Regions from separate parts of the Homo sapiens genome. Here region 2 is linked to region 1. Evidence: read pairs that join two places in POLR2A ChIA-PET (ENCODE). Cell type or tissue: PC-9. All regions are shown on one strand.

Evidence for each region. ChIA-PET counts read pairs that join two places held together with the same protein. Peaks named below come from ENCODE experiments on the same cell type or tissue, not always from the same donor. Only the 100,000 strongest peaks of a DNase experiment are listed, where the experiment ranks them.
Region 2: POLR2A ChIA-PET joins it to region 1 with 7 read pairs; 1 of 35 experiments calls an interaction of 5 or more read pairs at or near these places.

The regions. Positions count from the first base shown.
Region 1 is chr13:109,850,258-109,855,257 of GRCh38, forward strand. No RefSeq gene overlaps it. Among named protein-coding and RNA genes, the nearest start is that of IRS2, 66 kb to the left of the region's middle. In PC-9, no CTCF peak of the experiment used is centred here; a DNase peak (open chromatin) is centred at 2,694.
Region 2 is chr13:110,553,614-110,558,613 of GRCh38, forward strand. All of the region lies in intron 1 of RAB20 (RAB20, member RAS oncogene family), which reads right to left. Among named protein-coding and RNA genes, the nearest start is that of RAB20, 5.6 kb to the right of the region's middle. RefSeq lists enhancers at 3,781-4,304, 4,305-4,827. In PC-9, no CTCF peak of the experiment used is centred here; DNase peaks (open chromatin) are centred at 2,398 and 2,818; H3K4me3 peaks cover 1,225 bases; H3K27ac peaks cover 2,561 bases.

The sequences.
Region 1 (5,000 bases):
TAGGATGGTCTCGATCTCCTGACCTCATGATCCTCCTGCCTCAGCCTTCCAAAGTGCTGAAAATCTATGTCATGAAAGCACGTACAATCAAACATCCATTTTTTTGAATTTATCTTACAGATAATTACACATAGGCACACCAGGCTATTTTTGAGTTAAGATACAGAACAGTGTAAGCATATTTTATGTTTAAAAAGAATATCGACATATATGGATGATATATGCTTATATCTTCTAGAAGATGTTAGAGGGCATCAGGGTGACGAGCGTGGATGGGAAGGATATTAAACAGTGGAAGAGATGTGTATTAGTCCGTTCTCATGCTGCTAATAAAGACATACCCAAGACTGGGTAATTTTAAAGGAAAGAGGTTTAATGGACTCACAGTTCCACATGGCTGTGGAGGCCTCACAATCACGGCGGAAGGCAAAGGAAGAGAAAAGGCACATCTTACGTGGTGGTGAGCAAGAGAGCATGTGCAGGGTGGCTCCCCTTTGTGTGCATGTGTGTGTGTGTGTGTGTGTTTGTGTGTGTGTGTATACAGAGAGAGAGAGAGAGAGATTTATTCACCATCACGAGAACAGCGTGGGAAAAACCTGCCTCCATGATTCAATTACCTCCCACCAGGTCCCTCCCAAGACACGTGGGGATTATTACAATTCAAGGTGAGATTTGGGTGAGGACACAGAGCCAAACCATATCATTGATGGAAAAAACTGCTTAGCGAGGTGCTCTGAGAAACAGCACAGTGCCATCGGGCAGGACACAGAACAAGAGATCCAATGGGAAGCTGGAAAATTTGGAAGCCCGCTGGGCATCTGGAGACAGCAGACCCCTCCATCCACAGCAGAAAGAATTAAGGGAAGAAAGCATGAAGTGCAGGAGCCTGGAGGAGCAGGAGTGTGAATTCAACTTTGGAAAGTTACATAGACAGCTATGAAACTTGAGGTGCTGCTCAGTTTAAGGGGTGCCCTTGTCTCATTTAGTTTTAGTTTTATGTATAATGACAACAGAGTAAGATAACTCAGTGAGCAGGAATAAGGCAGTGGAGAGGAGAGGTGGAATGTGCAGGTATCAGGAAGAATAACCAGGAAAACTCCCCCAGGAGGGGCACAGGACCGGACCAAGGTGGCCGCTGGGTAGACTGCCAGCTTCAGAAAGACAGCGGGGAGAAAAGCTATTGTTAGGAAAGCTTTTAACGTATTTCAAGGTGGAAAAGAAGGTATGTGGGAGAACTGTCTTGAAACAGAGAGGCAGTTGGTTTTAGCAGAGGACTTGAGATCACCTGCCCAAAGCTAAGGGATTTCCTGATCAACAGTCATTGTTTTAATTACATTTTAAAAATCTGCTACTGAAAGAATTTCCTCCAGACTTGTTTTCTTCTGATTAAATATCTCATCCCTTGCATGTATTAGATATGGAAAAAGATAAAAAGGTGTAGAGAATATTCCTGTGAATAGACTACACAAAAGACCAGATTCTGCCTCAAAAGGGGATGATGACCTTAACAATATTCACCTTAAAGAGGTAGCTTTTCTTATTTCTAATGTGAGGGTCTGGCTAGAGTAGACTTATTCAAGCTCTGTGTTTCCTTAACTAGTTATTTCACTAACAGTATTTAAAAAATCAAATAGGCCAGGCGCAGTGGCTCATGCCTATAATCTCAGCATTTTGGGAGGCCAAGGTGGGTGGATCACCTGAGGTCAGGAGTTTGAGACTAGCCTGGCCAATATGGTGAAACCCTGTCTCTACTAAAAATACAAGAATTAGCCAGGCTTGGTGGCGGGAGCCTGTAATCCCAGCTACTCGGGAGGCTGAGACATGAGAATTGCTTGAACCCCGGAGGCAGAGGTTACAGTGAGCTGAGATTGCTCCACTGCACTTGAGCCTGGGCAACAAAGAGCAAAACTCTGTCTCAAAAAAAAAAATAAATAAAATAAAATAAATGGACTCTTTATTTTAGGTGACTATTTGTTAGCTTTAAACATTTTCCCCTTATTAAAACTTTTGGGGGTATATACAACTAATAAGTGTTCAGGGTGGGAAATTTTGCAAAGTGCCAAAAAGATACATAGAAGAATGGAATCATTTCTAGTAACCATTTGCAAACTGTGTTTTAAATATGCAGAAGTAAGGCAGTAGTGGAAATAGTAATGTATGTGGCACATTCTTTACCCAGAAGATGAAACATTTCTAACTATGATTTCACTGTGTATCAACAAAAGGCCACCATTTCCTCTTGCCTTTTTATTTATTTATTTATTTACTTATCTATTTTACTTATTTGAAACAGCGTCTTGCTCTGTCACCAGGCTGGAGTGCAGTGGCACGATCTTGGCTCACTGCAACCTCCACCTCCTGAGTTCAAGTGATTCTTCTACCTCAGCCTCCCAAGTAGCCGAGACTGCAGGCACCTGCTACCATGCCCGGCTAATTATTTTTGTCCTTATAGTAGAGACAGGGTTTCGCCATGTTGGTCAGGCTGGTCTCGAACTCCTGACCTCAAATGATCCACCAGCCTTGGCCTCCCAAAGTGCTGGGATTACAGGCATGAGCCACTGCACCCAGCTTCCTCTTGCCTTTTTGAAAATAGAAGACTATTATCTTGATAATCTAGGTGGTTATGACCCTTGTGACTACATATTTGTAGTCATTGTCTTCTAAGTATGTTTTGGGCGTTGCCTGGCAGGGACCTTCTGTGGCTGACATTTCTGGCTGGCGAGCAGTGAAGGACGTGTCTTCCATGACGCCGTGGAATTTTACCTTGTGACTACTCAGATGTTTTTCATCACCTGTCCTTATGTTGATTTTGGTTGTTTGAAGCTCTTACTCTAGAACACTCCTCAGAGAGGGCTAATGATAACAACGTTCCCTGAGTTTCTACACATTTATATCTATTTGCGACTTTTATATTTGACAGTCATTTGCTGTGTGAAAGTTGTCAGAATCGAAATGGAGTCATTTGTGTTAAAAACCCTGACAACTGGAGCTGGGGCAGGCTGTGAAGAAAGAATTCTCATGCACACATGCCTGACAACAAGAACTGTCACAAAAGGCTGCAAAAACCACAGCTTTGCACAAAGACCATTGCAACCCTACTTACACAAAATCCTTCTTCCAGGACATCCACCCAGCAACTGCCTGTCTGCCCCGGACTGCACCATCCTTGTTACTGATCCTTTCAAAACAATCATGTGATCCTCCGCATTTTCCTACAAAATGTCCTACCTTTGTCTTCCTCTACCTCTATGAATATGCACCTGGTTTCCTATGGCACGCACATTCCCATTGCAATGCTTGTTCCTGAATAAACATCATTTTCTTCTAGAGAGCCGCTCTGTTATTTAGGCTGACGGGTGAAATACAAAATCTTTGGCTCCCATATTGTCTCCTTTGGGCATCATAAATATAAATATTACTAAACATTGTTGTCAAAAACTCTGAAGCAAATCTGATTTTCTCTTCTTTATGAGTTGACTAATCTCTGCCTAGAGATTCAAATGATTTTTCCTCTTTTTTTAAGCAAAATCAATAATTTTCTGGGAATTTTAGATGTTGGTGTGCTGACTCCATATGCTCAGGACTGTGGTGGTCCATTTCAACAGATAGTTTAAGTCTTTCTTTTTATTTCAGGAAAGGTTGATTGAGTTACAAAGTTCAGTCATTACTGTTTCTTATTTGGGAAATTCTACTGTACGTATTGTGACACTTCTTTCCCCATCATCTAGGTTTTTCCACTTTTATTGAATTTTTTCCTTTTGATTTCTAAAAGTTTCCTCCTTTTAATATTCTATAAAGGTATGTGTTTCTTGTAATTTAGATCTCATTTCTAAATTTTTTAAAAAAGTTTCAACCCTTTCCTGAATTCTGTCAACTTTATTCCTGACTTATGTTGATCTTTAATATCTTCTATTAATCTCTAATTTATTTTAGATCATTTTGAAACACTGTGGTTTCAGTTTTTATCTGCTTTGTGGACTTATCCTGCAGGTGTAATCTCATTATCTGCAGGAACAATATTTTGTTCCTTATTCCTTTCCTTGGAGTGACTTTATATGGACTTCTGCAACCCTTTTCTGTTACTCATTTTTACCTGAGATTCACTTTCCTGAATTTTTAGGAGGGAGAGATGAGTCTAAAGAGTGTTTTCAGCTCCAGGCTCTGGACCTCTCTCTGGAGTTGTTTTCCTGAAACCATTAAGTGTGGGGCTGGTCCTTGTTCACCCACCCAGGATCCCTGTCCCTCCCTCTCCCCCCTTCTCTCTCCTCCCTACCATCTCTATCCTGCTCTTTTGTATTCTCTTCCCACCAGCTTCTCCTCTTTGTGGCATTGAGTCCTGGAGGGAGCTTGGCTTGTTGGTTTGAGAGTGGATCCCTAGCACTCATCCACAGGTTGGAATTTGCATAAAGAACTAAAAGTAGAACTACCATTTGATCCAGCAACTTCACTACTGGGTATCTACCCAGAGGAAAAGAAGTCATTATACAAAAGAAGATACTTGCACAGGCATGTTTATAGCAGCACAATTCACAACTGCAAAAACGTGGAACCAACCCAAATGCCCATCAATCAATGAGTGGATAAAGAAACTGTAGTATGTGTATGTGATGGAATACTATTTAGCCATAAAAAGGAATGAATTAATGGCATTTGCAGTGACCTGGATGAGATTGGAGCCTATCATTCTAAGTGAAGTAACTCAGGAATGGAAAACCAAATATCGTATGTTCTCACTCATAAGTGGGAGCTAAGCTATGAGGATGCAAAGGCGTAAGAATGAGACAATGGACTTTGGGAACTCAGGGGGAAAGAGCGGGAAGGGGATAAGGGATAAAATATTACAAATTGGGTGCCGGGTATACTGCTCAGGTGACGGGTGCACCAAAATCTCACAAATCACCACTGAAGAACTTACACATGCAACGAAACACCACCTTTTCCACAATAACTTCTTATGGAAATAAAATATTTTTAAAAAATTAATCCAAGCATAAGAAAAG
Region 2 (5,000 bases), 700 kb after region 1:
CAATAAAACTTTATTTACAACAACCAGCAGCAGGCCTGCGTCAGGCCCCAGATCTGTAGAAAGACCATGTGATTGACCAAATGGTCTCCAGTCACACAAACACTAATTGTCAGGCTGAGGGTCACCATATTAAGGCCTCAAAAACCACTCAGAAGCCTCTCCCGACTGAGGCTAAAATAGAAACTAATGTAATAGGAAAGCCAGCTAAAATCTGACTCCTGGCTGGGCGCAGTGGCTCATGCCTGTAATGCCAGCACTTTGGGAGGCCAAGGTAGGAAGATCACTTTAGCCCAGGAGTTCAAGGCCAGCTTGGGCAATGTAGCAAGACCCCGTCTCTACAAAAACAAAAATTGTTTTTTTAAATAAGGGTGCACACCTGTGGTCCCAGCTACTCAGGAGGCTGAGGTGGGAGGATTGCTTGAGCCTGGGAGTTTGAAGTTACAGTGAGCTGTGGTTACCCCACTGCACTCCAGCCTGGACAACAGACCAAGACCTTGTCTCAAAAAAATTAAATAATTATATAAATAAATAAAATCCCCCTGGCTCCACGTGTTTTGCAGGCTGTGCATTCACTTTTGCACCAATCTCTCAAGGCTTTTAAAAAATGTGCAGTCCTCACACAAGTCAAAAGTGCCGAATGTCAGCCAGCCATGGGGTCCCTGCCAAAGAGAGCTGCTCTCCAGGCCCACCCACAGCATCATCACAATTCCAACCTGAAGCAGCAACACATATGACACAGCCTCCACCCCATTCCGTTAGGAGCAGCTGTCATGTGGCTGGGGGCTGAGGTTTGTGTGTGGACTGGAAGGAGAGAGGTGGGGGCTCGCGGTCCTCTGAGCTGAACTCTCCCTCTCATTCGGCACCTTCACCCACAAGCCACCTTTGTCCTTCACAAAAGCCACCTGGGCTCTGCCTCAGACAGACAGCAGTTCACAGCATGCAGGCCAATCTCTTAGCTAACTTCACGGGAACGAGCACTTACATTCTCCCTCCTCCAGGCCCAAGATTTCATAACCAGAAACTCCAGCATCCTCTCCTGGGCTGCACTGCAGTTGTTCAGGTAAAGAGAAAGCTCTTAAACCAATTGCTCAGAATCTTGCCTGGGGCTTAGGAAAGAGCCTGCATGAGCGAAGCAGCATCTTCATTTGCTGCAGAGCCCAGCCTGGGTTCACAGCACCTCTGAGGCCAGAGAGGGCCTGGAGAACCTGAGATCCTAAACCCATCACGAGCCTTTCCTTGAAAAATCCTTGCATTTCGGCTTGGGAGGGAGGGACCTGATCCACTGAGAAACCCGTACTCTAGGTCCTGAGCCAAGCAGCATCCAGACCTTGGGTTCCCAAGGGCAGGAAGACCAAGCTGTGAAGCTGAGCGGCCCTGGCACCGTGTCAGGGAGCGACTGTGGGAGCCGCCTCCCCTCTGTAAGATGCTGCTTCCCAGTCTGTAGGACGGCAACGTTGACGCCTCCCAGGAGGAGCCTTGTGAAAAGGATGTAGCCCGGGAGTATGGAGCCTGCACAGAGCCTGGCACGTGGCAGGGACCCACATACAGTGGCAATTACTGTAAGTGTTGGAAGCACGAGTTTCGGAGGCAGCCCGTCCTGTTACACACAGGCCACACCTGCTCTCCCACCACAAACCTCCAACTACTCTAACGCGCCGGAATAGAACTCAAATGAGGCTTGAATTCCTCTTCCACGTGACAACCTTCCAACACTCAAAAACTTCCTGGGACTGGGGCTCCAGTCCTCTCCATTCCACACCACAGAGTCCCCCATTTTCTCAGTCCTGCCTTTTGTCACACAGATTCCAGGGCCATTGCACCCTGATCCCTTCTCAGGTGGCTCAGCCATCAGCATCCTCTAAAGAGGCCAGAGGCTGGGCCCATCTCTCTTCCACATCTTTGCCGTCCACCCGTCCTTGGGTTCTGGCACCAAGAACATTGGGGTCTGCAAGGCTCATGCCAAAGCTCAGACTTCTAGTTGAGACAGACAGAGGAACTGTTTCCTCGCAGCTTGGGCAGAGGACGCCACGGAAGCGCAAACGTGAATCAGCCTGTGCCTTCTGCGGGTGAAACCAGTCATCAGCCGGCCCCCTGCTCGACTCCAAACAGCAAAGGAAGAAATTCAATATGGCCAGGTCTCCCAGGTTGCTGAGCCCTTGGGTGGCAGATGGCGACTTTTATTCTCACTCTTTACCACGGCCACCGCGAGTGCCCCCAGCCTTCCCTCCTCTCGCCGTGGCCTCCCCATTTATTAGAGACTTGTTTGCTAGGGGCCCAGCTGAGCCTCCCTCCTCCCTTTGTAACATGCCTGCTGGTGTAACCTCAGTGACAGGCACCCAAGGCCAGGAGACAATGTTTGTTTAGCAAAACTCACATGGTACTTCCTCATTCTGGCCACTGTTCTGAGAACCTTGCCAGTGTTAACTGGCTGACTCCTAACAAAGCTCAGACAGGTGCCCCTTTCTTCCCTTATTACACAGGAGGAGCCTGATGCAAAAGGAGGTGACACAGCCACAGCCACAGCTGTGGTCGGCAGATGCCCTGATCTCCAGAACCTGTGCCCTCATCACATGGGTGAGGGACGCTGAGCCTGCCAGTCAACCACCCTGAAAACAAGGGCCAGGATGGATCCCACAAAATCACAGGGGTCCTTTAAACCCTTAGAAGAGGGAAGCAGAGGGGCTGGTTCAGAGGGATGCTGTGTAGGACAGACCTGACCTGACTGCCTTTTCGGAGAGAGGATAAAACCAGGAAATCAGGCAGGCTCCAGAAGCTAGGAAAGTCTAAGAAACAGGTTCCTCCCTTCAGCCTCCAGAAAGGAATGCAATCCTGCAAGCTTTGACTTTAGCCCAGTGAGAGACTCATTTGGGACTTCTGACCTCCAGACTACTTAAAGACAATATATCTATGGTTTTAATTTTTATTTATTTATTCATTTGAGACAGGGTCTTACTCTGTTGCCCAGGCTGGAGTGCAGTGGTATGATCATGGCTCACTGCAGCCTCAACCTCCCAGGCTCAAGAAATCCTCTTACCTCAGCCTCCCAAGTAGCTGGGACTACAGGTGCGCACCACTACACCTGGCTAACTTCTTTATTCTTTGTAGAAACCGTCTCCCTGTGTTGCCCAGGCTGGTCTTGAACTCCTAGGTTCAGGTGATCCTTTCACTTCAGCCTCCTAAAATGCTGGGATTACAGGCAGGAGCTACCATGCCCAGCAAATTTGTGTTGTTTTAAGTAACTAATTTGTTATAGCAGCAATAGGAAACTGACACAGACTTTGGAACTGGGAGCAGAGAGAGGCTGTCACGAATATGGAAGTGGCTTTAGAACTGGGCAATGGCAGATCTGGGAGGATCTGAGGATCATGAGAGGGCAGCCCGGATTGGCCTAAACAGATGGTTGGCAGGAAGGTGCACATGAACAGCCCTGCTGGTGAGGAATCAGAAGGAAGCGAGAAGCATAGCAGAGAAAACCTGCATCCTCGTAGTGAACACCTCCACCAGAAGGAGCCAATTACAGGTGGAAGCCTGGGGTCTGAATGAGGACTGTGTTATCAGAAGCTGGAGGAGGGAGGATGTGGTGCCAGAGAGCTCAGCTGAGTCGTGCCCCACAGCTGTGAGGGAAGCATCACTGTGTGATGAAGTTGGATATGTAGCTGAGGAGATTTCCAAGCAAAGTGTTGAAGGTGTGGATTTTTCTTGCTGTTTATATTAAGATGAGGAAGAACAGATAGGATGAGGGAAGAATTGTCGAACAAAGAGGAGCAGGACTTGGTGATGTGGGAAGTCCTCAGTCAGGCAGATTGCTGGGAGGCTCACACTAGGAGGCCCACCATCCGGAACGCCTGTGCTGGAGAGGAGGCCCTGGTGTGGCCACATAACCTTCTGCTGGTGCCTCAGAAGGACCCAAAGGCCAGAGGACTCTCAAGAGACCAAGATGTCTCATCTTTGCGGTGGCCACTATTCTGTCTGTCACAGCCTGGCTTCAGGCTCCCACAGACGTGCATCCATTCCACATGCAAAATGCACTCACTCTCTCCAACACCCAGTCCCCAGAGACGCAGCTGGAGCTGGATGCCGGCACAGGGAAGTGGCGCAAGTCTGGGCTCCCCGCCGCCTTCCAAGCTGGCTCTTCAAGGGCCAGGTGCTGGGGATGCAAACGTGAGTCAGGTAATGCCCCTGCTCCCCCCGCCTCCCGGCCGCCAGGCCACGGCCTTTAGAAGGGAAGGAAAACAAATGTGGAGAGCATTCTGTCTCCAGGGCTCTGGGGACCAGGTCTGTGCTGGGCACACCAGCCGCTTTCTCATCAGCCTGTCGTATTTTCTTCAGAGCAACGATCAGATGTGAAGCTGTACCATTCACTTCTTGCCTGCCTTTCCCCCTCCTCTGGAATCCAGGGCCTGCGGGGCAGCGGCCAGCCGGCCTGCTCACTGCTGTAGAACGAGGGCCCAAACAGTGCCCGGCACCGGGGAGCCTCAGTTTATATTTGCCAACAACAGGCAACACCACTTTAGGCTGTCCTGAGCAACCGGGCAACACAGAGGAGCACAGCAGTACGTCTTCTAGGGCTCTGCCTCCTCGCTGGGCAACCTCCTTTTGCTTCCTGGATGTACCCACCCATGCACAGCAACCACTCCACATCTGTGTGCCCAATTAGACAAGGGCTGGGAGTGGCAAGTGCCCCCTAAAAGGGCATAATGAGACAAGGTGAGTTGGAGTTGGATGAACCAAGGTCTAAATCCCACTTAACTTCTGCTGTCTTCCCACTTTTTTTTTTTTTTTTTTTTGAGACAGAGTCTTACTCTTGTCACCCAGGCTGGAGTGCAATGGCGCAATCTTGGCTCACTGCAACCTCCGCCTCCAGGGTTCAAGCGATTCTCCTGCCACAGCCTCCCAAGTAGCTAGGATTACAGGCGCCAGCCACCACACCCAGCTAATTTTTGTATTTTTAGTAGACACGGGTTCACCACATTAACCAGGCTGGTCTTGAACTCCTGACC